Regions from separate parts of the Homo sapiens genome. Here region 1 is linked to region 2. A link is an interaction called in ENCODE POLR2A ChIA-PET data of the cell type or tissue named here. Cell type or tissue: GM12878. All regions are shown on one strand. Each heading gives the region's core, and the rest is flanking DNA. Links, peaks and the distances in the headings are about the cores only. Region 1 overlaps TEC (tec protein tyrosine kinase). Region 2 overlaps TEC (tec protein tyrosine kinase).

Evidence for each region. Peaks named below come from ENCODE experiments on the same cell type or tissue, not always from the same donor. Only the 100,000 strongest peaks of a DNase experiment are listed, where the experiment ranks them.
Region 1: POLR2A ChIA-PET joins it to region 2 with 11 read pairs; 3 of 35 experiments call an interaction of 5 or more read pairs at or near these places.

What each region holds. Positions count from the first base shown.
Region 1 is chr4:48,184,626-48,199,884 of GRCh38, forward strand. The region is part of intron 2 of TEC (tec protein tyrosine kinase); the gene reads right to left. Among named protein-coding and RNA genes, the nearest start is that of TXK, 58 kb to the left of the region's middle. RefSeq lists enhancers at 1,155-1,880, 11,459-11,508, 11,529-11,578, 13,138-13,307. In GM12878, for the core only: no CTCF peak of the experiment used is centred there; DNase peaks (open chromatin) are centred at 10,509, 12,286 and 12,988; H3K4me3 peaks cover 3,285 bases; H3K27ac peaks cover 4,000 bases.
Region 2 is chr4:48,239,553-48,254,811 of GRCh38, forward strand. All of the region lies in intron 1 of TEC (tec protein tyrosine kinase), which reads right to left. Among named protein-coding and RNA genes, the nearest start is that of TEC, 23 kb to the right of the region's middle. In GM12878, for the core only: no CTCF peak of the experiment used is centred there; DNase peaks (open chromatin) are centred at 7,829 and 8,434; H3K4me3 peaks cover 444 bases; H3K27ac peaks cover 3,074 bases.

The DNA.
Region 1 (15,259 bases), core at 9,801-13,800, 51 kb before region 2:
TGCACCACTGAATTGTTTTGTGTTCAGTCTGTCTGTGTTCTTTCTCAACAGGCCACAACAATTAAAACAGATCTCAAACACAAACCCAAAGCAGACTGCTGAAATGGCATGTTTAGCAACAAAGGACCAGGCAGACAAAAAAAATACACACACACACACACACACACACACACACACACACATTAAATATTATTGAGGGATAAAATATTTCATCAAATTAAGAAGACAAAATTTAGAACTTGCGGTCTTCAACACATGCATAGCACTAAACCTGTGGCTAACATTCATTGCATTCCCTCACGACAATTTGTATTTAGTTTGTGAACTTGGTTTAGTCCTTCAGCCATGTTCATTAAATATTGACTGCTGTGTCCTTTTACCATCTGCAAAGCACAGATATCAAAGTACCATAATAGAGACTTGAAAACACACACACACACAATCCGTTGCCCTTATGGAATGTACAAAAACCCAACATCTTCTAGGGTTACAGAGACAAATGATCATATTTACAATGAAAGTTCGGGTGAGTCAATAGTGAAAGACTAAAGAGTTCCAGTCAACTGTTTAACAGAAAAGAAAATGAATGACATATTCTACTAAAAACACCAAATGACCCTAAAAGGCCTATTCTATTCATACATGTAGTCTTTTCCCTTTCCACTCAGAACAGATTTAGAAGAATGGGTCTTAAGTACAGCAGAACACATTAATTAAGAGAAACGAAAAAAAGGATGGATTTGACATTTTTCTTGTGAATACTGGGAATAATTTTTTACATAGAGCTTTCTAAGAGAAGTCAAATGAATAGAATTTAGAGGCACTTCCAATTTGATGATTCTATGAGAAACTGCTGCCTCTTTACCAAGGACAAAATTCTAACAAAAACTTGGCATTCCATTACTTGGTATCTCATTATTTTTTCCTCCCTTTAAACTAGCTTATAATAGTAACTTATATGGGTGATTTATATTTTATAAAGTGTTTTTACACTAAGGAGAAAAAGAAACATATTAAGAAACCAGTAATATATATATAAGCATGGCATAATATATACATAAGCATGGCATAATTTTAAAGATTATAGTTTTTAAAGTAATATCCAGAATATAAACAGGAAGAGGAAAATCTCTATAAGAAATATGAAGGCTCTCCCTCTCCCTCCCCCTCCCCCTCTCCCATCTCCCTCCCCCTCCCCCTCTCCCATCTCCCTCTCCCTCTCCCTCTCCCGTCTCCCTCTCCCTCTCACCGGTCTCCCTCTGATGCCACCAAAGTTGTGAAAGCCGAGGCTGGACTGTACTGCCGCCATCTCGGCTCACTGCAACCTCCCTGCCAGATTCTCCTGCCTCAGCCTGCGGAGTGCCTGGGATTGCAGGCGCGCGCCGCCACACCTGACTGGTTTTTGCATTTTTTGGTGGAGACAGGGTTTCGCCATGTTGGCCGGGCTGGTCTCCAGCTCCTGACCGTGAGTGATCTGCCTGCCTCGGCCTCCCGAGGTGCCGGGATTGCAGACGGAGTCTCGCTCACTAGGTGCTCAACGTTGCCCAGGCTGGAGTGCAGTGGCGTGATCTCGGCTCGTTACAACCTCCACCTCCCAGCCGCCTGCCTTGGCCTCCCAAAGTGCCGAGATTGCAGCCTCTGCCTGGCCGCCACCCCGTCTGGGAAGTGAGGAGCGTCTCTGCCTGGCCACCCATCGTCTGGGATGTGAGGAGCCCCTCTGACCAGCCGCCCAGTCTGGGAAGTGAGGAGCGCCTCTTCCCGGCCGCCATCCCGTCTAGGAAGTGAGGAGTGTCTCTGCCTGGCCGCCCATCGTCTGAGATGTGGGGAGCGCCTCTGCCCCGCCGCCCCGTCTGGGATGTGAGGAGCGCCTCTGCCTGGCCGACCCCGTCTGGGAACTGAGGAGTGTCTCTGCCGGACCGCCACCCTGTCTGGGAGGTGAGGAGCGTCTCCGCCCGGCCGCCCCGTCTGAGAAGTGAGGAGCCCCTCTGCCCAGCAGCCGCCCCGTCTGGGAAGTGAGGAGCCCCTGCGCCTGGCAGCCTCCCCGTCTGCGAAGTGAGGAGCCCCTCCGCCCGGCAGCCGCCCCGTCCAGGAGGTGGGGGGCAGCCCCCGCCCGGTCAGCCGCCCCGTCCGGGAGGGAGGTGGGGGGTCAGCCCCCGCCCTGCCAGCCGCCCCATCTGGGAGGGAGGTTGGGGGGCGCCTCCGCCCACCCACTGCCCCGTCTGGGAGGTGGGGGGCGCCTCTGCCCGGCCGCCCCGTCTGGGAAGTGAGGAGCCCCTCTGCGTGGCCGCCACCCCATCTGGGAGGTGTACCCAACAGCTCATTGAGAACGGGCCATGATGACAATGGCGTTTTTGTCGAATAGAAAAGGGGGAAATGTGGGGAAAAGAAAGAGAGATCAGATTGTTACTGTGTCTGTGTAGAAAGAAGTAGACCTGGGAGACTCCATTTTGTTCTGTACTAAGAAAAATTCTTCTGCCTTGGGATGCTGTTAATCTATAACCTTACCCCCAACCCGGTGCTCTCTGAAACATGTGCTGTGTCCACTCAGGGTTAAATGGATTAAGGGCGGTGCAAGATGTGCTTTGTTAAACAGATGCTTGAAGGCAGCATGCTCGTTAAGAGTCATCACCACTCCCTAATCTCAAGTACCCAGGGACACAAACATTGCGGAAGGCCGCAGGGTCCTCTGTCTAGGAAAACCAGAGACCCTTGTTCACATGTTTATCTGCTGACCTTCCCTCCACTATTGTCCTATTACCCTGCCAAATCCCCCTCTCTGAGAAACACCCAAGAATGATCAATAAATACTAAAAAAAAAAAAAAAAAGAAATATGAAGGCAAAAATTTCATTTCCAAAATCACAGAATCTTCATATAAGATCGTGTTGATGTAGGCAATTATAGTTTCTGAAGACATATTTTCACTGTATTTAAAATTCAAGTGTTGTTTTCTCCCCCTAAGTGATCTTATGACCACTTAAGACTTTTCCATACCTCCTGGCAACCCTCTTCACAACTCTCCTTTGTGGCCCCAGAGCTAAAACCTATCACCAGATGTGTTTTATTACGGTTGAAAGCAAAACTTACTAACCTATGTGTTTTGAATTAAGTCTAAAAGTGATTTAAATGGTTTAATTCTTAACATTAGTAGGAATTACAATACATTGTGTAAAAATAAATGTATACAGATCTCTTACTGCCTAAGTTTCATGTAATAGACTTCTGAATTCAAGGAATGCCAAAATTAATAAATTCAATCCAAAGATTACAAATTCCCTTGGAGCAAGGACTATGCTAGCGATCTCTGATTGCCACATTTTTCCTCCCCTTTCTGGGGAGTTGGCTCAGCTAGATTGCACTTCCTTATCTGCCATGCACTTAAGTGAGGCCATAAGACTGAGTTCTAGCCAAGGGGGGCATGGAAAGAAGTGACATAACATTACTTCCCATCCTCTAAAACCTTTCACACTATCCTTCCTGTTCCATCCCCTTCCTTGTCGCCCTACTGGACTCAAAAGATCCACTGAAAGATTGTGGGGACTGAAAAACAATGAAGCCATTAAATGGAAGAGGTCTGGGTCCCTGAAACACCATGTAGAAGGCAGTTATATATAATGTAAGGAAGAAAGAAACTTTCTATTGTGGTAAGGCAGGAGTTTCAGGGTATTGTAAGCTATAGCAGTTAGCTATCTTAAAGAATATATTCTAGATTAAGAGTACTCCACACCTCAGCTACTCAATGCCTCAGATTTTTTATTGATAAAGAGACATGCTGAACTAAATCAGTGTTTCCCAAAGAGTGCTCTGGTGGTTTCTGAGGGTTTTTTCCTTTATAATCTTCATTATTTAATTTTTTCCATGCTCACTGCCAACAAGAAGAAGCAAACCTTCTTCCCAGTCATTCCAATACCTCTCAAAAGTAATTTAACAATTCAAGTGTTCTCTCTACACTGTATGAGTATTTAGAATACTCATACAAGCATATGTATGTATGTATGCTATACATACATATACACAGACATAAACATGCACGCGTATGTGTGCATTCACATACTTATACAAGTACTTTCATTTATATTTGGGAGTGTGTTGCATTTTTTTCACTTTTATATACCATAGACATCTCAGGTCAATACATGCAGGACTAAAAGGAATTCTTTTTAATAGTACTAAAACTTTAAAGAAAATGTTTTCTTATGATGATGCTTGATGGAAAGTACACAGCAATATAACAAGGTGTGTGTGTGCATGTGTGTGTGTGTGTGCGCGCCCATGCATATGCGCGCACACACGCATGAATTGCCAGGAAAAAGATCAGTTAAATATCTCAAGCTGAGGTGGTTTTAGGTGGAACTTGGATAAACATTTGTAATTACTGTATATAGTTTTATGATTACCTTTTATTCATGGTTTTTCATTTACTGACTGATACAGTTTCCTTTTCAAATAATTGTGTCTAAGGAAAAAAACATTAAATTATTTAAAGGAAAACATTAGATAAATAGTGCTTTACAGATGGCACATATATGGCAAATTCATCTAAGTAGTATATGTAACGGCTGAAGTTTGGGCAACACTGGCTGAAATTATCTCTTTATTTTGAATTCTAACATTCCTTGACATTTGTTATTTTGTACCTGTATTCCTTGACCACCAGGCCTGCCTAACACGCTCCCAACACATGTGTGAAGAGCACCCTGAGAACACTGACTTACACATAACAAGATTCAATCTACAGGGATATGTTCAGGTAAAACCCCATAAAGGTTACACACACTAACTCTCAGCCACCTCTCCTGAGACGTAAGCATTTCCAGACAAATCCAAAATGCCTACTTATTCCCACCCCCGAGGTTTCAATACATTTTACTGAAAAGATACAGAAAATGCAGAAATAGACAATGGATTTTTATGGCAACATTTGGCTTCTGGAGATAGATCTCCCACCTGGACACATTTTCAGCCTAGAATGGTGCATGGGGAAATGTCTCACTAGGAAATAAGAATTTACGTGAAACTCAGTGTTGGCATTTGGGATCTGAATCTGGCAGCAAAGATGCAAAATGATCAGATTCCATGTGGTGAATGGAAATATACTAAATCATAGTATCTGATTTAACCCATATTCAAATAATAAAGAATAATAGGTAAGATTTATAATAGCACTGTGTGCCTGGTGCTGTCCTATGGTTTACGCATATCAACTTGTTTAAGCCTTCCAATGACCACTATACCATGTTACCTCTCCAAAAATAGCAAGAGCAAAAACACCTGTGGGAAACTGACACTAGGTGACAGCAACAGAAAGGACTCCCACTTTGCAGATCTGTGAGGGACAACAGTCCCTGGCCATATCTAGTATATGAAATATCTACCATCTGTTTAGCACTCGGAGCTAAGCATCATGGGAAGTAGGGTGCTAACTACCACCACAAACATTAATATTTAGATTTGAAAGCAATAACATGTAAATACTTCATTTGTCTTAAGTACTTTTCCTGCAATTCTAGTGAGTATGTATGCTGACTGGAGACTTGTTCAATACTGTCTGAAATGCCAGGTGAGTATTTATCAGATTATAACTATGAATTTTCCCATTTAAAAACCTAAATTAACTCTACTAACTGCCACACCTAAAGTTTAAGCCTTCATGGAGCCAATTTCTAAAGAAACAGAAGCCCACAGAGGCACTCTCTACAACAAATTTCAATTTATCATTACACATTAGCAAAACCCTCTTACTCTCCATGTGTCTGCTAAAATGATCTTCCCAGGTTCACTTGGAATTTTACTGAGAGGCAAATTTCTCTGACTCCAGGATTTCAGACCAATGTGATGTCAGAAACCTCTTTAGCAAGAACCAAAGAAATATGGGATAGATTTCCTACCTACAAAGCATTTATAATCGAGGTAGGAAATAAGTCATGGACAGCATTTTGACGCCCTAGCAAGACGAATCAAAGTTCCCAAAGTTATTTAAAATTTGAGGCAAGAAATAGAAAGATAATCATAGAGCATTATCTGTGGATCACAACTGGATCCAGAGTGCCAAAGAGCCTCAAGTGCAAGAGACAATGGTGATTTGATTGTTAAAGGAAAAAAGACTGGATATTGCTGTCTCCTGAGACTAATAAGAAGTGACTAGAAACAGGCTGGCAAATGTAAATGATGGGAAAACTACAAAAATGTTACCCTAAATATAAAATCAGAAGTTATTAGGAAAGTTTAAAACTGATGAAGAACTTGTAAAGTTGACTGACTTTCAGAGACATGTATGTGAATAATATACACAGCAATTGACTATGCTGCTAGGGGACTTTTTAAAAAATTTATTGAACATGCCACAATATTTTCAGTATTGTCTCAATGTTTTAACACAGCAGAGTCAATATGACATAATGATTGAGCACCCAGGCTTCAGTGACCAGCAAGCTGTGCTTAAATGCCAGCTCTGTGGCCCCATGCAAATTAAATAACCTCTTCTAGTCTCTATTTCCTTATCTGTAAATGGGGATCTTAAAATTATTAGATTAACATAACCTATCTCCTAGATTATTTTCAGGATTAATTGTGAGATGCTCACAGGCACATAGCATAATTTATCTGGACCCTCACAATCACTTACTGTCAGTTATTTGGTTTGTTTTTGCCTTTAAATATAAGATTTATACAATTTTTCAGCCTTTAAACTTTTTTCCCATATAAACAGCCTTAACTTTTAATATTATATACTCTCTAATTTTCTTATACAGTTCAATAAAAAAATATTTAATACAGATCTTTTAAATATTTCACTGGCATTTACATTGTTTCATTAGGTAACATACCAATAGTTTTTCACTTTCTCCTTAAGGATGAATTCAGTAAATATTCCAGGAACTCAATAAATATAGGAGTAGACAGTTAAGTTTGACTATAATGCATAAAATATCACAGAACAAACTAGGGAAATAGGATAATAGCAGAACCATTCTTTCTCTTAAAACAGAATAATATTTTAAATAACTATTTTTAAAAGTAATTTGGTCTTATTTATCAATTACCATGGAAATGTAGGCAATGCAGGGCACAGTGGCTCATGCCTGTAATCCCAGCAACATAACACTTGCTATGTTGACCACCTTGGGCAACATAGCAAGACTCTGTTTCTACAAAAAAAATTTAAAAATTACCCAGGTGTGGTGGTGTGCACCTGCAGTCCCAGCTACTCGGGAGGTTGAGGCAGGAGGATTGCTTGAACTCAGTTCAAGGCTGCAGTGAGCTATGATGGCACTACTGCACTCCAGCCTGGGTGACAGACTAAGACCATAAAAGATATGCAGGTGAAGTCTAACAACCACTCAGGACAATATTTGCTCAGTATATACTACATGCTAGATAATGCACTAAGCACAAAAGGCATGGAAGCATATGTCCACACAAAGACTAACACAAAAACTTTCATAGTGGCTTTATTTATAATAGCCCAAAACTGGAAACAACCCAAACATCCATCAACAGGGGAAACAAATTGTGGTATAGCCATACAATGGAGTACTTCACAGTAATAGAAATGCAATATTGTTATAACCAAATTAATATATGTCAAAATAATATGCTGGGTGATAGAAGCTAGTCTAAAAAAGAGTACCTGCTATATAAGTTTGTTTATTCTAGAATTCTAGAACATGCAAACTAATCTATCATGTCAAAAATTAGATCAGCGATTACCTAGGGATGGTGGGCATGAAGAGGGAGGTATGAAGATAAAGTGGCATGAGAAAACTTTTAGGGGTTATGGGCATACTCAGTGTTTCAGTTGTTGTAGTGACGGTTTCATGGATGTATACCTAATGTGAAAACTCATCAAATAATGCAATTTAAATACGTGCAGTCATTGGAGCATACCTGTATAATGCTGAAAAAAATATGGCCCCTGCTCTCGGAAACCCTGAAGTCTGGGGATACTTGGAAACTATAAAATTCTTTGGTAATAATTTAATGTTCTAAATCATAAGCTTAAAACTGCAATAACAACAATGGTAAAAGAAAAAAAAATGAGTAGAAAGATTAAGCAAAATAACTCTGGTTTATAATGGGCCAGAAGTAGGTAATTGATCAGCTCTCATTTAAATGAAGGCTCTGCCCTAGTATTTATTCCAACTTAGAAAGAACTCACCCATCCATTTGATTCACTCAGTCTTAAATGAAAATGAGTAATAAATAAAATAAATTCAACACCTCCTACCAAGGCTGCTGCTTGGTCCTAGCCTTCTCTTTATCACCCCTTCTTCAAGGCAGGTCTAATAAAGGTCACCAACTGGAAGCTCAGCAAAGGCACAGCTACTCCCTCTCCAGCACCTGCAGCAGAGCCTGGCACCTGGCAACCTGGCACCTAGCAGGTGCCCAATAACTTTGTTGAATAAGTCAATGAATGAATGAATAAATAAATAGGAGAGGACTCAACTAAGTGGAATTGCTGAGCAGTTAGACTTTTCTCAGGTCTAATTTCACAATATCCAGTTGTAGCCACCACTTTTTCTTTTCCTTTTTTTCTGATTTTTTTTTTTTTTAAGAGATAGGGTTCTTGCTACATTGCCCAGACTGAACTCCTGGGATCAAGCGATCCTCCCACCTCAGCCTCCTGAAGAGCATAACCAGCACCACCACTTTTTCTTAACTACGCCGTTTTCGAGAAGAGTTTTTGCTCATATTTTTTATCTTCTATCTTTTTTCTTTCTTCTGCTGCAGTTCTCTCAGACCTATACCACACCAGGTGGGCACAGGCAAGCCAGGAATCTCCAGGACCTGCTTCCTGGAAATAATCCCAGACTCTGCTTCCTCTCCTCTCTATTCCATCAAAGTGTACTGCTGCACATAGTAATACCCAAGTGACAGAGTAACTGTCCCATTACAATCTTCAGAGATAAACGTAACTACTGTCAAGGGAGAGATGGTTATCATTGGATATGTTAGTGAGCATCTTTTGGCCTGTTTTTTTGTTTGTTTTTGTTTTGTTTTATTTTTCTTAGCAACAAAAAAGAAGGAAGGCCCTTTAGCCTAGGTTTCAGTTCTTAGGTTTCTATGGTTAATACTGACTAGTAGCACTTTGTTTCTCTAGTAGGACTGCGTGTGTGTTCTGAGGCTGTCCAGTAAGCACTTCATGTGTTAGGGTTTTTTTTTTAATGATACTTTATATCTTTATGAAAGTGGAAATAACTAGAATCACATAAACATGATTTCTTATCAAGAGGAACTTGGGAGAGATAAGCTTTGTAAGTTTCTGGTGGGTGAGAGTTACAGATGGCAAATAGGGCAAGACAGAAAATGCAATTTCTGGGATAGATGGTGGGTGGCAGGGGCAGCAAGTAATCCAAATACGCAATGGCCAAATCTGTGGAACAAAACCTACCACTGCAGCCCAAGGGGGAACACCATTCCCACCCCACCTCCTGGTATCCCAACCATGACCAATGGATTGATGAAGTGATAACCCAGAGCAATGACAGCCCTGAGGGTGGGAAACCCTGTGGCAATTCTCCTAAAGCCTTCCCCTGGGGCTGGATTTCTGGAAAGGTGCATCGAAAGGCTCACAGCCTCTTGGAAACTTTGCCTCTACCCTGCCTATATCTAGCCAGTTCTTCTACAAAGAAGAGCCCCACTCCCTGCTTATCTGATGTTAGTGGAGGGCACAGAGGCATGCACACAATTATGGACTGGAAATATAAATTACTTAAAACTGAACTGAGCTTTGCTAGGGAACTGCGAAAGCAGAACATTAACCTGGTCTTTAAATCAGCTGCTACTTAGCCCTATATATCTCTCTAGTTCTCTTCAATGTTAAAGAGATCACATTGCAGTTTGTTTTCTAGACGTCTTTAAAATACTAAACTGCATATAATGGCAGCTTTCCTATACCCTTTGCTACCCCCTAAAAGAGAAACATTCCCTCCTTGTTTTCAATGAATACAGTCAGCCATACCAGGTAAAGTTTCTTCCTCTCGCTTCTCTAATGGGAAGTTTGATGAGTAGATGATGAGAGTTGGGGGGAGTGAGGAAGTGGGCACAGGGAGAAGGAATCACCATAATAACACCCACAAGAAAGAGAAAATGTATTTTGGAGCCAGGTCTCTAGTAGCAGACGGTGAATTGCCCATCAACTCTCCCCTCAGTAAAATACTCAAAGAGAAATACACAGAATTGCTTCATTATGTATTCCATGGGTTTTTGTGGGTTTAATGCGGGCCAATCACTGCTTTTACTACAGTTTCTACAGGAATATTCATTCAACTGGTGTTGCAAATAACCAACTTACAGCAAACTTTTGTAATACAACCCATCAACTGTGAACATTCTGTAGATAAAATTATTTTTAAAACAATTTCTTCCACTGACTGAGTGCTTGATGATATTAAGGAAGTTCTGTTGATATTTAAGAGTGTGGTGATGGCACTAAGATTCTGCTTAAGCTGGGGGCTCCCTGACTTCTGCAGATGAATACTGAACCATCTGTAGAAGAAATGATGTGGTTTCTGCAAGACAATGGGAGTAGAAGGGATTTGTTATAGATAATGAGGTGGGAGGAAGTGTGACTAGGGTTACTTGGTTGGGTAATGGGTACACGGGGTTCACTGTACTATTCTGTCTACTGTTCAGTAAGTTGTAAATATTCTATGATAAAAGGTTAAAAAACACTTCTCAAATATTTTTTAAAGCCTGATCAAAGTTGTAACTGAATCTACTTACAAACTTTTTTTTTGAGAATAGAAAAAGAGCCCATCATAAACCAGTAAAAGCAGAGATGGCACATTTCTTAATTGCTACTAATAAAGCTTTTGCTGTCCTTTGTGGTAAAGTGCACACTGGGCTCAGAACAGGAAGCAAGCCTTAGAAACAACAACAATCCCGATGTTTATACAACTGCTCGTACAGGTCGTGTGTGCACAGCTCCTTGCATTCATCAATCTTAAAGTGCTCCATAATTAATTACAGAACCAGTGACTCTGCCAAAGTAATGAGTCATTTAGCATCTGCAATTTACTGTTGGGTAAATGGGGCACTGAGTTAAACAAATTGATCAAGGGCAAATGAGTAAGATACAGAAATCTAGGCTGCAATGTTGTACTCTTTGCTGGCTATCACAGCTAGGAGCCATAATTAAACTATTTGTTCCCTCTTAGTTTGCTCTTGCTAATGCAACTAACTCTCAATTGCTCTAGTGAAACTAACTCTCATTCATCCCTGTTGCAGAATATCTGGCCATTCTGAGAGATGCCCCCACAGTGCAAAATACAGAATCCCCACTGTCCAATAGCCACGCCACTCACTGAGTGCCCACCAGCACCTGCAACAGAAGCTTTATCTGTCTGCTTTTCTCTTCCTTACCCCCGCCTCACCTCCCTTCTGGTGGTACAGAGATACCACATTATAGCACCTATGCAGCAACCAGTCTTGGAAGGTGTGATGGTTAACTTTAGGTATCAACTTGACTGGAAGAAGGACTGCCTAGAGAGCTGGTAAAGCTTTCCTTCTGATTGTGTCTGTGATGGTGTTTCCAGAGGAGACTGGCATGCAAGTTAGTAGACTGAGTGGGGAAGATCCCTACTCAGTGTGGGCAGGCATTCTGGTTTACACGTCTTAGATCTCCCTGGGCTAAGAACCAGCAGGCCTCTATAATAGAGCTTACTGCTTAAAAGCAAAAAGTCTGAAGCCCAACTGTCTGAGTTTGAATCTCAGCTCTGCTACTTACTCACTGTATCTCCTTGAACAAGTTACTTAACCTCTCTGTGCCTACACTTCATTAGCTATTAAATGGGATGAATAATAGCACCAGAACTTCATATGATTGCAGTAAGAATTCGAAGAGTCAATTCATGTAAAGCTTTTGGAAGAACGCTGACAAACAGTTTAAGTGCTTGATCAATTTAGCTACTAATATTATTTTTGAAAAGCATACTAGCCCTTAGGAAACCTAAAAGCGAGAGCCACTAGTTTTGATTAAGAAACGATCCTCACACCTACCTTCTAGACTCCAAGAAAGATCTTCTGAGAGTTGATGCTGAATTTGACTATGTCTTATAAAAGCCATGAATGAGATGTTTCCTCAGGTCATGACAAATATCGGTTTTCTAAAATTACAGGAGGCCGTAATAGAAACGACCAGTGTCTACCAACATCCACTCTTTTCAAACAGAAAAAGAAATTAACCTTTCCTCATGGGTCTTACAATTCTGTTTTTAAAATGACGGTTGATGCTTCATGTGACTCCACTATTTTTACCCTTCGAGGCTGTTATTTTAGTTCTATCTTACAGTATGAAACCAATACTGAGCCAGCCAGTGACTAGATTAGCACTTCCTTTTTACGTTAGGAACAATTGATCTCTGGTAACTCACAGCATTTAACACACGATAGCAGGGAGCATCTTTGGTCAAAAATTCCTCTTCAAAGCACAAGAGTAATGTTACAAAGACATATTTTGCCGGTTTGTCAGGCTGTCTTGACGGCTAAGTCATATTCCGGTGAATATAAAGATTAATATATGTTTGATCCTTCTATAAACACACAATTTGGTAGCCCAAAAAATATCACAAAGCTATCCAGAGGCAGTGCAGTACAATGGTTCAGAGCTCTGGGAATCAGGCTGCATGGGCTGGGGTCCCAGCTCTGCCACATGCTCACTCTGCAACCTTGGGCAAAGTACTCAACCTCTCTGTTCTTTAGTTTCATCATCTGTAAAATGGGAATAGTAACTGTATCTGCCTCAAACAGTTCACAGGATTAAAGTTAATACTTAAAAAGCATATAAGACCATGTTTGGCACATGGTAAGCACCCAAAAATATGCTACTTCGGCATATGGATTGAGTTAAAGGCACTTAAAAAAAACAGCACATGCAAGAAGGGCACTGTGACCTTCCTTGTTCTTCTTGAAAGCATGAGATTAACTCCCATGAAAAAGGTGCCCTCCTTATACCAGGAGGACGAAAGACATTCATTCTTATCACCAGAGATGGGGAGCTGAGGCTGAGGGAAAGCTGTACAAACCTTGTTATACTAGTCCTTATCTTGCTACTTTTCCACAATTAACTGTCCTAGTCCTGAAGTGAATTCTTATACTTTCATGTTGCCTCAGCATCCATTTTGAATAGATTCAACTTTTTCATACCCAAAGCAGGGCTCAGTCACCCTTGATAGTTCTAGTTCCACACCACACCCAAATGGCTCAGGCCAGCAGCCAGAGATAAGAATTTAAAGGCATCTCTCCTATCTAGCAGACAGGGTTCCCCACTTTATCGAAGCTTCCCTTAAAAGCACCATTTAGGCCTTTGCCCAGGAACTCAAAGTGACCCCACACCCTACCCCTTATATATACTGCCAATTCCCACATGCATTTTCTCTCTCTGCCTGACTCCATTCCTGCCTCATGCAACCCGGAGATGGAGGACTGCCCTCCCAGCCCATTCCGCCCTTCCTGTCCAAGATCTGTAAGTAAAAATCTCTGAACTCATTTCCTACCTGGTGATGTATTGAGTTTCCACTTTTCATCTGAAGAACCAGTGGCTGCAGCTGCCTCAGGCCATGCTTTCCCAGGGATCCTGGGGGGAATATCAAGTCAGGCTCCCGGCGCCAGGGCGATGGTCAGGCAGGTGTAAGCTGGACATGGGTCAGACAAGAGCCACAACAGTGGCTGCCAGATAAATAAGATAAACAAGTTCCCCATGTGAGGGAGTCCCCAGGTTCCAGGTGGGCTAACTAGGCATAAAACCATCCTCCAGGCTAAAGAAGTACCCCAGGAAAGGGACACTGTAGACATTCATGTCCAGCTACCCTGCATTTCCCATCAGGACAGGGTTGCTAGCCAACCTGGTACTGGAATCCCATTAGCTAGAAGCTCTCAAAATAGCCCCAACTCCTTTTCCCTGTCATATCTTTACAATTTACCAATTTACTACTCTTTGTCCAACATAATATATAAGCTTTCAACCCTTACAACTTCCCTGGGTCTTTATTTTCCTGGTGAAGGCTCCCACGTACATGTAAAAATTACTAAATAAAAATTCTATGCTTTTCTCCTGTTAATCTCTCTTTTGGTGGTCTAATTTAAAAGGCCCCAGCTGGAAAAACTAAGATAGGCAAGGGGAAAAAATATATTTTTTTCTCTCCTTCACACAATAGAAGTATATTTAAATTTAAGAAAAAAGAAAAAACTAAACTAAAAAAGGCCACAGAGCCCTTCTGTTTCTAATCCCAGAAGCCAGTCTTGATTTTCACTGTGCAAAATGTATATTCAAAGGTACCAAGGAGATGATAAAGAAAGTAATGTTTTCCATTGTCTCTGTTTTTAAGGTAGAAATGTTTTCATTCTTAAAGCATCTTTGAAGCCAATGGACAGAAAGGTTTCTAATATTCTATCGGCCAGAGGCTTAAATACAAATGGCCTGGCAGGGCAGGTATTTTCTCCTTTTACAGGTGAAGAAACTGAGACTTAGAAAGTTTCATCAACTGCCCAATTTCATAGCTGGTAATGACAGATCCAGATTCAGAGCAGATCTGCCTGGCTTCAAAGCCCACAGCATGTCCTCTCAGGAAGCCACCTCCTTTTAGGATAAACAGCATTAAATGAACCAGATCCAATGATTCCAAATTTACTTCTCTAACCCCAACTTCTCACTTGCGTCTTAAATCTGTATCTCTAAACTACCCAGGCAAACATCTCTCCTTATCTCTTTCATTTACATCTCTTTCACATGACACAAAACAAATCTATCATATTTTCCTTGAACCTGGATTCCATTCAATCACTCAACAACCACTGCACTCCAGTCTGGGCTACAGAAAGGATTTTCTTTCTTTTTTTTTTTTTTTTTTTTTTTTTTTTTGAGACAAAGTCTCACTCTGTTACCCAGGCTGGAGTGCAGAGGCACGATCTCAGCTCACTACAACCTCCGCCTCCCAGATTCAAGCAATTCTCCTGCCTCAGCGTCCCGAGTAGCTGGGACTACAGGCACGCACCACCACACCTGTCTAATTTTTGTATTTTATTAGTAGAAATGAGGTTTCACCACACTGGCCAGGGTGGTCTCGAACTCCTGACCTCGTGATCCACCCGCCTCGGCCTCCCAAAGTGCTGGGATTACAGGCATGAGCCACCATGCCTGGCCAAAAAGAATGGATTTTTATATTTTGAAACTTAACAACCATGGCAATATTACTAACTTTTCTTCAAGGTTTACCATATGCCAGTTTTGCTTTAAATTTATTTAGTGCATGTTGTAGATG
Region 2 (15,259 bases), core at 6,153-10,152:
AGCATCAGAGTAAAGAATGTTTGGAAATTATATATAAGATAATCAAATGCCAATGTTTGTTCCTTGGCCACAGTATTCTGTTATTTTTAATATGAAACATTCATCCGTGTCTATATATTCTTTTCTCAATGTTTTTAAAATAGGAATGAAGAGTCCAAGTCATTAGTACATTCAATTTTTTTTTACAAATGAGAAACTTTCCTTAACAAAAAAAAATTTAAGAACAAAAATAAAAGAGAGAGATTCAGGAGGGTCTGACATATATTTAGTCTTAAGAGACCTCTCAACTGAAATGTATGAGACAATTATGGCAACTTGAATACTAACTCAATATTGTTGATATTAAGGTTCATCGGTAATATTTGTTTGATGATATGAGGATTTGATGATATTAAGATAGTGTTCAGTTGTTTATGATTTGCTCTGTGAGTGTGTGTGTGTGTGTGTGTGTGTGATGGTATGGTGATTATATTTTTCAGAGTTCTTATCTTTTAAAGATATATACTGAAAAATTCACAGATAAAATAATGTCTGTGATTTGCTTCCTAATCTGAAGGGTATGGAAGAGTATAGACAAAATAAAATTGTTCATGAGTTGATAACTATTGAAGTTTAGTGATAAATACTAGGGGTTCCTTATATCATCCTATTTTTACTTATGTTTGAAATTTTCCACAATAAAAAGTGTTTAAAACATATTTACAGGAATAACATAGTTTTCCATGTCCCAGTCATCAAACACTTCAGAGTTGATAAGAAAAAAGAGAAAAGGGTAAAAGCAGGAAGAGAAAGGAGGGAGGGGGAAAAAAGCACCAAAACAGACAAACAACACAAGAAAAAGGTGGATGGGCTCACCTTCCCCAAGGACCATTATTACTGCCCTACCTACCTCATCACAAATACCTTCCAATGGTCCCGGTGATTCCTGTGAGCCAGCAGAGCCTTGTGCTAATGTAATCTGCGCTACCTCTTCTCAGACATAAAGGAATATGTGATTTCTAGCTCCCAAAAATAAAACCACAGTCTAATGCAACAGTTGAACTCATTATAACTCCTCTCTTCCCTCTATGTCCTTTCCATTTCCCTGTTCAAGTTCATGAAAGCTGAAGTTCTTTTTCAAGTCTACATCATGATAAAAAGATTCTCTACAGACCAACAAAGTCCCAAAGCACAGTGGGCAGTCAGGCAAAGTGAGTATATTCAAATGGCAGACTTTTTATAAAAGAATCATTAGAAAGATTACCAAAGGTCGGCATCATAACTGGAACTGCAGAACACACTAGATCATAAAGGCACATTTGACCAGACAAGTATCTGCCCTTATTTCTAAAGCTTATGGAGCTCAGTTAATGAAGAATTTCAAAAACTGAAATGCCAGCCATTACATACCTGATCCCTAACAGGAAAAAAAAAACTGTTAAAAACACTAATTTGATAGAAAACATTCTCATAGATGATTTGTAACAAATAAAAATTATCAACTATACTCAAAAAGTATCATGGATGTATGTCATAATCTAACTACTGTTTGGAAAGTGTCTAATGACATTGTCATATGTCCCATCTCTGAGGAAGTAAATTGATAATGAACTTTCCTGTTCTTTGCTCTATTCATCATTGTCATTATCTGGTCCACTTATAATATGTAGTGCTGCTGTTTCTGTTTTTTTTTTTAAATACCTGTAAATTCACTGACACTCTTCTCATGGGTCTATGTCACCTCCCCTTGAATTGGAGTAGGCTTATGACTCCTTTGACTAATACAGTATAGTAGAAATGTCTTGAGACTAGGACATAAAAGCCCAAGTAGCCCTGCTTGATTTTTTTGGACGTCTAGCTCTTTGAATATTCTCCCTCTTGGAACCCAGCCACCATACTGAGAAAAGCTCACTGCAAGGAGAGAAATCACATACAGTTCTATTGCAGAATTACTGCTGAGCCCAGCCTTCAAATCATCTCAGCCTAGAAGCCAGACACATGAGTGAGAGACCTTCAAATGATTCCAGCCCTTTGTGGTTCAAGTCACCCCCAGCCATTAAAGTTTTCCAAGATAAGAGCCTTGACATCCCCACTGTGCACTAATTCTTAACCTCCAGAATTCATGAGGGTGATAAAATGGTTGTATCCCTTTAAGTCTTGGATGGTTTCTAACACAGCAGAAGTTTACCAGGACATATAATATATGATAGCATTCTTGACCACCTCATTCTTGTTTCATTCATCTCTTATCCTCGTCAATTTTCTTCCTTCCCTCAAATGTTTCCTCTTCTTCACTCAACCATCTTTTTACCATTTTCAGTTCATGAGCTAATTTGTCCACAGAAATAATTTGAGACATTCATGATTATTTATTCTGACATTTATTGCACAGTCATGATGTATTAGGAACCATGCATGAGGCACTAAGGTGGTTAACAAAGATGAACAAGAAATGATCTTTGTTCTAGAGAAGAATGTGAAAAGAGTACCTTAAAAACAACGCATGACATTACAATCTATTAAGGACTTTAAAAGTGGTAATGTGCAGTGTCTGGCTACATTGGTAAAATAAGTCAATGTCCAATTTCTTCCAGTGCTGTGTGAAATTCTGAAAATCAAATTTACTTATATAAGCAATATGGACCCACAACAAAATAAATTAATGTTTGTGTACATGTTACACGTATACATAAATCTCAATTCCATTACATATCAATTTCTCAAAAGCATATTTCCAAGTCTTCTTTTCCCTCTGAGTATTCTGTCTTACACAAGCCACACAAAATAAAATATAATATTTGGCCTGATCTAGCACCCAGAACACTGCCTGAAATATATTGGGTATTCGGTAAGTATTTATCGGATGACAATGATTTCACTTTATCTAGCTTGCTGGTATTTACTTCAGAAGCCAAATCTCAAAGGTAACAGAAGCGTCTACTTCAGATCTTTCACCATGTGTAGTTCCTCCTACTATCAGTGGGCAAATCTGAAAGAAAACTCTTATTTCAAAAGCCACACAGATAAGGAGGGACCATTGTATATTCATTTGCATCTTAAATTAGCAAAGTCTTGGAATCATAAGTTAACAAACAACTTACAGGATCCTTTTTTCTCAGAGATGCCCCTGATGATGAATTCTGTCCTATGCAGGAAGTTCTTTTTTTCTGAGGGGGACCAGAAGCTCAGAGATACTATCTCCAATGTGTGAAGTGATGGTATTTCAACCAAGCTCTCATGCTCTTGTCTCTTTAATATGACAAGTTTTTATCTACCATTATTCTAAATTTTCTATTAATATATAAAGTGAGCCTCATGATGTAAAGGAACACTCTCTGCCCTTAACTGACAAAGCAACTGAGGACCAAACTTACAAACTCTGTGGGTCTTGTGATATCTGTAAGATTAATGGGGCTGAGGCTGATGAGCTCTAATGTTGTCTTTAGCCCCCAAATGTAATTATTCTATGTAGCTTGATCTAGAAACCCACTTGTTCCTCATTTTACTACTGTGTTAAACAGAAAATTCAACCACTGAGAGGGCAGGCCTGTACCTTTTGATATATTAAAAGACCCAATTTTTAATCTATTTCCTGAGACTGCTGGAGAAGACATAAGCAATGGTTCTTTAAACATCATCCCGAAGATCTTTTTTTTCCTGATGTCACCTGATGTCCAGTATCTTATTTCACTCATTATTTTTACTGGAAATTCTGGCCAAGAACCCTGATTTTAGTGGAAGTAACTTAAACAGGTAAGTCTGCTTAACCTGGCTGTAAATCTTAGCTTTGCCATTTATTTGCTGCATAACTTTACACAAGTTACTTAATTCCTTAGAGACTGCTTTCTTATCTGTAAAATGAGGATGATGATGATACCAACTCTAAAGGATTGTCCTGAGAAGTAAGAGAAATGCACATAAAATTCCTTACACGCAGCAAACACTCAGGAAAGCAATTGGTCAGTTGGTCATTGCCTCATCTTTATTCTGTATTGGTTCACATTTACACACTCAACAACTGCTAACTGAACACCTGCTAAATGCCAGATATGTTATCAAAATAAAACATAAAACATGGCCATTAAGATACTCATACCCTAGTAAAAGGGACAGACACAACAGAAGCTAACAATTTCATTACCATGTGATCAGTGCTAGACCACAGATGGTTACAAGCTTCAACTCTGCCTGGAGATAAGAGGTGGAGAGATCACTCTTAGGTGGGAATTGAACAATGAGAACAGTTGGACACAGGGCGGGGAACAACGCACACTGGGGCCTGTTGGGGGTTGGGGATCTGGTGGGGGAATAGAATTAGGAGAAACAACTAATGTAAATGACAAGTTGATGGGTGCAGCAAACCAACATGACACATGTATACCTATGTAACAAACCTGCATGTTGTGCACATGTACCCTAGAACTTAAAGTATAATTAAAAAAAAAAAAAAAGAGGTAGAGAGATAACCAGCAAAGGTGATGCCTGGGCTGGGCTAAAAAGCTGAGTAAGTTGGTAGATGGCAAGGCAAAGGCACATCCCAGGCCAAGGGCTCAGTGTTGTGAAATACAAGATGAGTATGAAGAAATACAAAAAGTAAGAAACAGCTTATATTAATTTAAATATATCCATTTTAATACTCCTTCCTCTCCCCACACTCAATCCACATATACACGTTTCTACTATTTAAAAGAAACTAAAACCCTGTATTACTCCATTTTCACACTGCTGATAAAGACATACTCGAGACTGGGCAATTTACAAAGGAAAGAGGTTTAATTGGACTTACAGTTCCACGTGGCTGGGGAAGCCTCACAATCATGGTGGAAGGCAAGGAGGAGCAAGTCACATCTTAACGTGGATGGCGGCAGGCAAAGAGAGGAGCACTTGTGCAGGGAAACTCCCCTTTTATAATCATCAGATCTTGTAGACTTATTCACTATCACAAGAACAGCATCGGAAAGACCTGCCCCATGATTCAATTACTTCCCACTGGGTCCCTCCCACAACACGTGGGAATTCAAGATGAAATTTGGGTGGCAACACAGCCAAATCATATCAAACCCAAAATGACTTCTTTCCAGTCTTATGTTTATTTCTTCACTCATTTTTCAACAAAACATTTTATTTAAACTCTACTGTATATCAGGTACTGTGACAGGGATATAACATTCCACATGGAAAACACAAGCTCTGCCTTCCCCAAGCTCACACTTCTGTGGAGTTTTGATCTAATTCCTCAAAGAGCCTTCCCCTGCAACATCCTTCTTCTCAAATACCACACACAGGACAGAGAGATATCATATCTAAGCCATTAGACAGCTGACTATGAGAGCTAGGCACTCTAAGATTAGAGATCATTGGATTCAAACTTCTCAATTGAGAGGTGAAATAATTAAAGCCCAAACAGGCAGAGTTGAGAGATATCACCTCCCTCCCTTTGTTCATTAATACAGTTATTAATATCTTAATCTTTAAAAATTAGGCCGAGCACAGTGGCTCACGCCTGTAACCCCAGCACTTCCGGAGGCCGAGGCGGGAGTATCACGAGGTGAGGATATTCAGACCATCCTGGCCAACATGGTGAAACCCCATCTCTACTAAAAATACAAAAATTTGCTGGGTGTGGTGGTGCGTGTCTGTAATCCCAGCTACTCAGGAGGCTGAGGCAGGAGAATCGCTTTAACCAGGGAGTCGGAGGTTGCAGTGAGCCGAGATCGCGCCACGGCACTGCAGCCTGGCAACACAACGAGAGTCCTTCTCCAGGAAAAAAAAAAAAAAATTAAACATTGACTATAACTATTGTTTGAGAACTCTAGATTAAAATTATGAGTTTTCCAAATGTCATCCAAAAAGACTTCACGTACACGTGTATACACACATACACATACACACACAAACACACATACACAAAAAAATCACACAGTCCTTTAAAGCTTCACCCCACCCAGTATTTAATTTCATTAAGTAAGTTTATACACAGAAAACACTTAGAATAGTTACCTGGCACATAGATGCCATTTAAGTGCTTGCTATCAGTATTACTGTTTTAACTTAATCTTCATAGCATTACTATTACTATTAATCGCTAAAACATTAAAATGGACAGAGTAGATGGCACTTTGACAGGTACAATTTTATAAATGAATAAATAAAAGCTAAGATAATATAGCCAAAATTATAAACATAATAATAACACCTTTGAGACTAGAAATCTAGTATCCTCATTCCCCGACTTCTAGGAAAAAAGTCTGGCTACATTAAAATAGCTGAAGAGCTACATTAAAAACATTTACTTTGGGCCAAGCACCGTGGCTCATGCCTGTAATCCCAGCACTTTGGGAGGCAGAGGAGGGTAGATCACTTGAGATCAGGAGTTTGAGACCGGCCTGACCAGCATGGTGAAACCCATCTCTATTAAAAATACAAAATTATCCTGGCATGGTGGCACACACCTGTAATCCCAGCTACTCGGGAGGCTGTGGCACAAGAATCACTTGAACATGGGAGGTAGAGAGTGCAGTGAGCCGAGATCACGCCACTGCACTCCAGCCTGCGTAACAAGAGTGATACTCCATCTCAAAACAAGAAAAATTATTTTTACGGATTTATCATTTTTATCTTGTCTACCTACAGAGAGAAATTGAGACATGTTTCAATAAAAAAAAATGCAGGAACAAAATTTAACCAAGGAAGAATGAGATTTTTGCACGGCAAACTACAAAACATTGTAGAAATAAATTTAAAAAGACTTAAATAAATGGAAAGACATCCCACATTCGTGGATGAAAGACATGATATTGTTAAAATGGCAATGCTTCCCAAATGGATCTACAGATTCAATGAATTCTCTATTAAAATCCCAACAACCTTTTCTGCAGAACTGGACAAGGTGATTCTAAAACCCATATAGTAAAATTAATAGACAAAACTATCTTGAAAAAAAAAAAAGAACAAAATTGGAGGACTCACACTCCCAATTTTAAAATTTACTCTAATGGCATAGCAATCAAAACTGTGTAGTACTCCATAAGGATAGATATATAGATCAACAATACAGAATTAAGGGTCCAGAAATAAAATCACACAACTGTGGTCAATTATTTTTGACCAAGATGTCAAGACCATCCAATGCGGAAAGAAAAATATTTTCAACAATGGTATAGGGATAACTGGATACAAATAAATTTGGACCTCTACCTCACACCATATACAAAAATTAACTCAAAATGGATCAAAGATTTAATTAAAGAACTAAAATTGTAGAACTCTTAGAAGAAAACATAGGTACAAATTTTCATGACCTTAGATTAAGCAATGGTTTCTTAAATATGACATCAAAAGCATAAGCAAGAAAAGAAAAATAGGTAAGTAGGACTTCATCAACTTAAAAATTTTTGCGTGACATTATTGAAGAAGGTTACAAGAAGTTCCCACAGAATGAAAAACATATTTGCAAATGATATATCTGATAATGGTCTAGTATCCAGAATATATAAAGAACACTTACCGTTAAACAAGAAAAAGACAACCCAGTGTTAAAATGGGTGAAGGATTTGAATAGACATTTCTCCAAAAACATATATGAATGGTCAGCAAACATATAAAAAAATTTCAACACCATTAGTCACTATGGAAATGCAAATTGAAACGACGAGATACCACTTCATACACACTAGGAGGAATATAATCCAAAAAATAGAAACTGAACAAGTATTAGCAAGAATGTGGAGAAATCAGAACCCTCACACATTGCTGCTGGAAATGTAAAATGGTACAGGCACTGTGAAAAATAGTTTGGCAGTTCCTCAAAAGTTAAACATAGAATTTTCGTATGACTCAGCATTTCCACTCCTAGGTATATACCCAACAGAATTAAAAACACATTCACACAAAAACTTGTATGTGAATGCTCATGGCAGTACTACTCACAACAGCCAAAAAGTGAAAACAACCCAATGTCTGCCAACTGATGAATGAATAAACAAAATTTATATATTCATACAATGAAATATGATATTATTCTACCCTAAAAAGGAATGAAATACTGATACATGGTACAACTTGAATGAACCTTGAAAACATTATGTTGGATAAAAGAAGCCAGATAGAAACGGCAACAAGTTGTACTGATTACTTTTACATTAAATGTCTAGAGTAGGTAAATCCACACAGGCTGAAAGTGGGTTACTGATATGGAGGTGTGGGGTTTCTTTCTGAGATAATGGTAATCTTCTGGAATTAGATAGTGGCGATGACGCATAGCATCATAAATATAGTAAAAATCACTAGACTACTCTGTAAAACGATTTAAATGGCAAATTTTATGTTAATTGAATTTATTCTCAATAAAAGTAATTTAAGAAACAATACATGTACAACATGTAAATATACAGACAAGAATTAAAACTAAAAGGAGGAGTCAGAAACCAAAAGGCAGAAAGTGGAAAACAGAGTGGAACTCAGACTTATGCAGGGGTTGGTTCTCAGTCAGCACATAGGGTAAAAACTGAACACAGTCAATTAGCCTTGAGTCTTCCACAGGAGACACAGGTCACACTGCAGACTGATACACTCTCTCTGGATATGTCCAACACAGTATCAGCAGAAATGTCCAGAAGCACTGGAAGTTCTATCAGTTAGCTTTTGATTAGAACAAAAACAAAACCCACTCCATAATTAGTGGTGTACAAATAATAAAAACATATTGTTTCTCATGATTCTGCAGGTCAGTTGGGCTTTCCTGGCCTGGATATCTAGGGTGGCCTCATTCACGCTTCTGGCAATTATAAGCTATCAGCCAGGGCACACGTGGCTTCTTGAACAGGACAACTTGGGCTTGCTCCTACAGTCCTCAGGGTCCTAAGTGCAGTAAGAGAGAGCACGCACCCAGTACACAGCACATTGCATGTCTCTGAATGCTTTACATTTATTTGCTCTTGTTTCACTGGCAAAAGCAAGTCACAAGCCCAGCGTCAGTACGGGAGGTGACTACTCAAGGTGAGCAGACACTGGGAGGGGAATGATGCAGGCCTTTTTGCAAACAATCCAGCCCACAGAATAATCAATTTTAGGTTTTCTGGTTTGGGACTAAAGTATCTGGCATGGGCCTAGGGGTCAGTTTGTATAACAAGGTATGTATCTTTAACCACAAATCACATTGAGCACTGTGAGATGCTCATGGATATCCTCTGCAGACTCAGGCAGACAAAGAGAGCACCAGGTTCACACGCCTCCAGTACACACCCCTTCTGGGGTGTATACTCATCAGGTGGAAAGATGAATAGGTTCATCTGCACTCTTTACATTGTTGTTTCTCTCTCTTTGTCTCCTCTTTCTTTTTTTTTTTTTTTGGCTGGCCCACAGAGTTGAATTCCCCTAATTCATATATGCTTCAATTCTACTACACACTGAAAACCAGAAATCTGAAACATTTTGTGTAATCGTGTGTCAAGTTTGGAGCTTCTCAAAATATCAGAGATTAAAGAATTTTTTGAATGCTTCATAGAATAATAATGTTTATGATAAATTACACACCAGCTTATCAAAAGAAAAATTTTCCCTGTCACTAAACTCCAAAGAGAAACCAGTTTATGGGATCATAAAAGATAATGAAAGATATTACAAAATGTCTTCAACAGCAGTTTGGGCAGAAATCACAAAAGTGCTCCTCAACAGGCTACTTCTTATATTAACATTTCATAATGGCTTAGTAAATAAAGCCTTAGTAAAGGCATTCCTACCTGGGCTGAGCTAAATAGGTTGCTATCTGGTTAATTCAAGAAATAGGAATAAAGTACAGAAATAGGTAAATCAGGAATATGATCCTTGGTCTGTATCTGTTAAATATTATCTCAAGACCACTTTTGGCAAAACTTGAGTGAAATTCAGTTTAAGATACACTCTCCAGTATGTGACAGAAATGTAAATCTTATGTTCATGGTAATATTGTGTAATATAATTTAAACAGCACGTTTGTAAAATTTTTTAAATGCTAGTATGTGCCTTCCTGATAGGCCAAGTATTTTATGGTGTACTTGGCTGAATGGCCCAAGGTAACAGGAAACAGTCCCAAAGACCTATGGCTTCACAAAGGAAGTAATTACCTTTGGAGATTCCAACTTCATCTGATTTAAGCCCTGCTTCTTGACTTCATGATCTTTCTGCTAACCCTGAGCTGAAATGTCTCAGATTACTATAACTAAGAATTACTAAGACCCTGGCAGGTGTCCTTTCAGTATTATTTCTGCCAAATCAGAAGGCTGTACATGGCAGAGTGGGAAAACTGTAGTTTTCAGTTCACAGCACAAATTATACAAGTAGACACTAATATTTTAAACTAGTGAAATAGAAAAGCACATTCAAAGCACAATGTGAGTCTTATCAGTTACGCATAGACTAGAAGACTTCAGGGTGACTGGCTGATGGATTTCAGTAGATCCCAGCCAAGGCATGCATCCTGGAATTCCAGCTGAGCCATCTATAGGCTGATAACTCCAAAATCTACATCTTTAGCTTTGACATTCTCCAGAACCTCAGATTGCTGTATCCAACTGCAACCCTAACATCTTTATTTAAATATCTAGCAGGTATCTCAAACACAACACCACTTAACACAGAGCTCTAGATAGTCCCCTAAATTTTGCTCTTCATCCAGTATCCAAGTAAATGGCCTCATAATCTCCCCAGCTGCTCAGCCAAGTATCTAGGCATTAGCTCTGATTCATTCTTTTCTCTCATACTCAAATCTAATTCATCAGCATGTTCTTTGGACTGTACCCCTAAATATTTCCTGAACCTATTCAAGATTCTCATTCTTCACTACTCTCCCATGAGTGCAATAGATTGATTGGAATAATGGCCCCAATTTTTCATATCTCCTTGTATCTTTTCACACCTGTCTGAATTCCTGTTCTTTGGCAATGCCCTCCCACACTGACTATGGATATACCTATGTAACTTACTTTGACCAATGGGACAGTAGCAAACTTGACACAAGCTGAGTCCTTAAAACGTGTGCGTTTGTTTCTACTTCCTCTCTTGCTTCTTTGCGATCACCGTGAGAATCCAACTGTCCAGCCTGAGGGTAAGCCCAAACTAGCCTACTAGAGGGATGTAATGTACATATGGAGGAGAGCAGAGTTGATCCAAACATCTCAGCTGAGACCATCCCTATACTAGTTGACAGCCAGCTGGCCCCTCAAACATATCAGAGAACCCAGGCAATATTGCAGAGCTGCCTACCTAACCCACAGTGGACCACAGACACATGGGCAAGCCCAGTTAAGATCAACCAAGCCCAGCCAAGATCAGCAGAATTACCCAGACATCCTATACTCATGAGCAAAAATAAATCCTAATTGTTGTATGCTGCTGAATTTATGGGACTGTTTGTTACACAGGATTACTGTGGCAATAACTAATAGAGCCATCATTATCCCGCATCAGGACTACTGGAATATCCTCCTAATGGGTCTCAGTACTTCCTTCTTATCTCCTTATAATCATTTTTCCATGCATCAGTAAATACATTCATTAAAAAACATAAATCAGTCTATGTCATCAGCCCTGCTAAAATCCTCCAACGCCTACCCAATGCACTTAAACTAAAACCCATACTCCTTAACCTAGTATATGACCTACTTCTCTAACCGCATCTAGTACCACTCCCCAATGGCCCACTATGATTCAACCACACCAGCCTTCTTCCTATTCTTCAAACACTGCAAACTCATGGCTGGGGTCTTGGCACATAATGTTCTCTCTACCTGGAAGAGTGCTCCATTTTCTTTCTCCCTCCTCCCCACCCATTTCTCTCTTGCAGTTTTCTTCTTATAACTCAAATTTTAGTTTAAATTCACTTCCACAAAAAAAGACCTTCCTTTGACTACCCAGTCTAAAGTAGACAGCCAGTTATTCTCACTATGTTATCCTGTTTTAATTCTTTCCATGGTACTTATCTCTGTGTGACACTTTTCTTGATTATGTGTTGTTTTTCTTGTGCACTCTCCCCACTGGTTGTAAGTTTCACAGGAAAGGAACCTGTTCTGTGCATTCACCACTGGGTCCTCAGCTCCTAAAGCAGTTCCTTCACATATTATTCATTAAATACTCAGATTGAATTGGACATGATTGTATTTACTTAGGATTGAGGGAGGACTCTAAGGAGTATGCAAGTGGAAGAATGTAAGAGAAATAACAGCCTTTATTATAAAAAGAAGAGGGGTGGGATGATATTGTAAATGACAAGATCAAAACTTTATTGGGGTGACTGCAAAAGGGGAGGAGGAGTAATTAAAATGGTTTCAGAAAGCTCATAATAAGACTATGGGTTTTACAGAGAAGAAATAGTAGAAGCAAATATTGGATGAATGCTACCTGACATAGAATAAACAAATCAGATCCTAAGATCTGGTTTTTACAAAGACGAAGAAGCAAGGCAAGCTAAAATGGAAGAGAGAAAAGACCAACTGATTCTGAGAGGAAAATACTAAAGCAGAAAAAACATTTCACTAGATAACAGAACGCAGTTCACAGCCTGGACTCTGAAAACAGCCTAAAATGGAAGCTTTGCTCTGCTCCTTATTAGTTGTATAAACACCGACAATTACCTCTCTGAGCTTGCTTCCTGATTTATAAAATAGGGTAATAATTATGACTTCACAGAGTTGTAAGAATTAAATAAGCAAATATACATAAAGTGCTTAGTATGGCACATGGATTATAGTAATTACTCAGCATTAGTGATGATGATGATAGTGGTAGTGGTGGTGGTGCTGCTGATCCTTAAGTCAATCCTGCTATTGTTGATTAAATTGGCAAAGGCCATAGTATCTCACTGAGTCTGTTGAGTCTGCTTAATTTTTTTTTTAATTTTCAAGCATTTCAAGTTGTCCCTTCTTACCAAGAAAGAAATGAGCACAGAACCAGAACCTAGAGCCAGAAGAGCTGGGTTCTGTCCCTGGTTCTGCAACTAACTAGCTGGGTGATCTTGGGTGAGTCACCAACTTCCCAGACCTGAAAGTTTCCTTGTCATCAGCTCTATCCCTGCCCAAGGCAGCAGGTCTAAGAAACATTCTGTGAAGAGGCAGAGGTACTGATGTAAGATAGAGACATAAAGGCAGAGATATAGGCAGACAATCACTCCATGTCATTCCATTCCAGAGCACAAAAAGCAATATTAAATACCTTAACTGAAGGCTTCCCAAATCATGTTCCTCAGAACACTAGGAGCTGTGGGATGATAACATGTGCTTATATTAGACCATAATCTCATAAATGTAGGAACACTGGGTGACTTTATTCTACTCTAGGACCAGTGGCCAGCAGAGTACTCAAAACATACTACCATAGCACACATTTACTGCATGCTTGTTGAATGAATGAACAAATGAATGAATGGACAAGTATATTTGGGAAAAGCTGGGTTAAACAACATCAAATTGGTTCCTTGTATGCATTTCTCAGGGGCTTTAATAGGTGAATCATATAGAATGCAGCGCTTCCCAACTTCATTTGATCATAGAACTTACTCTATTTCCCCTGAACCTCGTTAACATCTCCCAGAGTTGTAGTCTATAAAACACAGATTGGGAAACATCTGAGGCTTACATAATGTAAGTCATTTTTACTATCATGAAATACGTAAGTTATCTTACTTTTTATTCATCAGGCAGTAAAACGGCTAAGTAACTTGATTCATACCTAGTATGTAGCTGTCGTCTCCTGGCATCCTAGCAGCAGCTGTCCTGTCTCATTCCTCTGCCCTTCTCCCTGCTTCCACATAACTACTCTGTCCTGAAAATCCTTCCACCTCTTCTTCTATTATCTCTTCTCTCTAAAGCCCGTAGTCTTATTATGAGCTTTCTTTAACTGTTTTAATTACTCCTTCTCACCTTTTACAATCACTCCAATAAAGTTTTCATCCTGTCATTTACAAGATCATCCTGCCCCTCTTCTTTTTGTTCTTTCTCTTGCATTCTTCCACCTGCATACTCCTTAGGGTCATTCCTCAATCCTAAATAAATGTAATCATGTCCAATTCTTTTTTTTTTTTTTTTTGAGACAGAGTCTCGCTCTGTTGCCCAGGCTGGAGTGCAGTGACACAATCTCAGCTTACTGCAACCTCCTCCACCTCCCAGGTTCAAACAATTCTCCTGCCTCAGCATCCCGAGTAGCTGGGACCACAGGCATGCACCACCATGCCCAGCTAACTTTTGTAGTTTTAGTAGAGACAGGATTTCACCATGTTGACCAGGCTGATCTTGAACTCCCGACCTCAGGTGATCCACCTGCCTAGGCCCCCCCAAAGCGCTGGTATTATAGGCGTGAGCCACCGAGCCTGGCCTAATCATGTCCAATTTAATCTGAGTTCCCTTTTCCTTTCCTACCACTTGTTTTCCAGGACTCAAGCAAGCAAATGTACCAGGTCTTTTCATATCCCCATGTATCTGCTCGAGTTGTTCTCTCTGGAAGGCTCCTCCCTCTTTATCCACCTATTGAAATCCTATTCATTTTTCAAGGTCCTGATCATACGTAATCTCTTTTATGAAGTCTCCCTTATTTTCCACTCCTGCCATAATTAACGACTCCCATTAACCCCAAGACAACTGCACAACTAACGCAAACATAAAAAGTTGGTTGTATCTATGAATGCAGAGATAGCAGAGCTGGGAGAGATGACCATGAACCAGGTGAGTCAATCAGGGAGAATGACAAAGAGGTTGGTGGCAAAAGGAGAGACCAGGAGGGTACCTGCATGAATGGCTTGAACCCTAAAGGACAAAGGGGTTTTGCAGGAAGGCAGAAAAGTGATGCCCTAGAAGTGGCAAAGGGAAGCTAGGAGTAGGCTACAGCAGAGAGAGCTACAGGGAAGGCAATGCTGTTACTCTGTGAGGAGGCTCTGGTGTGGGAGAGTTGATTCACAGTGGAACAATGCTCTCAAAGGGCCACTGGAAAGATTTGGGAAGGCAGCCAGCAGAAGAATGGAAGTTCAAAATCATAGGAGGCTTGAGAGTACATAGAAAGACAGTTGATTAGAAAGGCTGGTGGCCAAAAAAACTGGGGATAAGAGGCAAGGCCTCCGCCTACACTGGCTGAGATCCCAGATGGTGTCAGAGACCAAATGAGGTTAGCATTCAATAGTCTTTGATCAGCATCCAAAGAGTAGGTTGACGAGTAATTTTTCCGATGTCTATGAAGAACAGATTTCTCTAATGTTCCACTCATGGCAAAATCCTTTTCCCACCCAGATCCATTTGTGGGCTATGCCATAGGGCAGGAT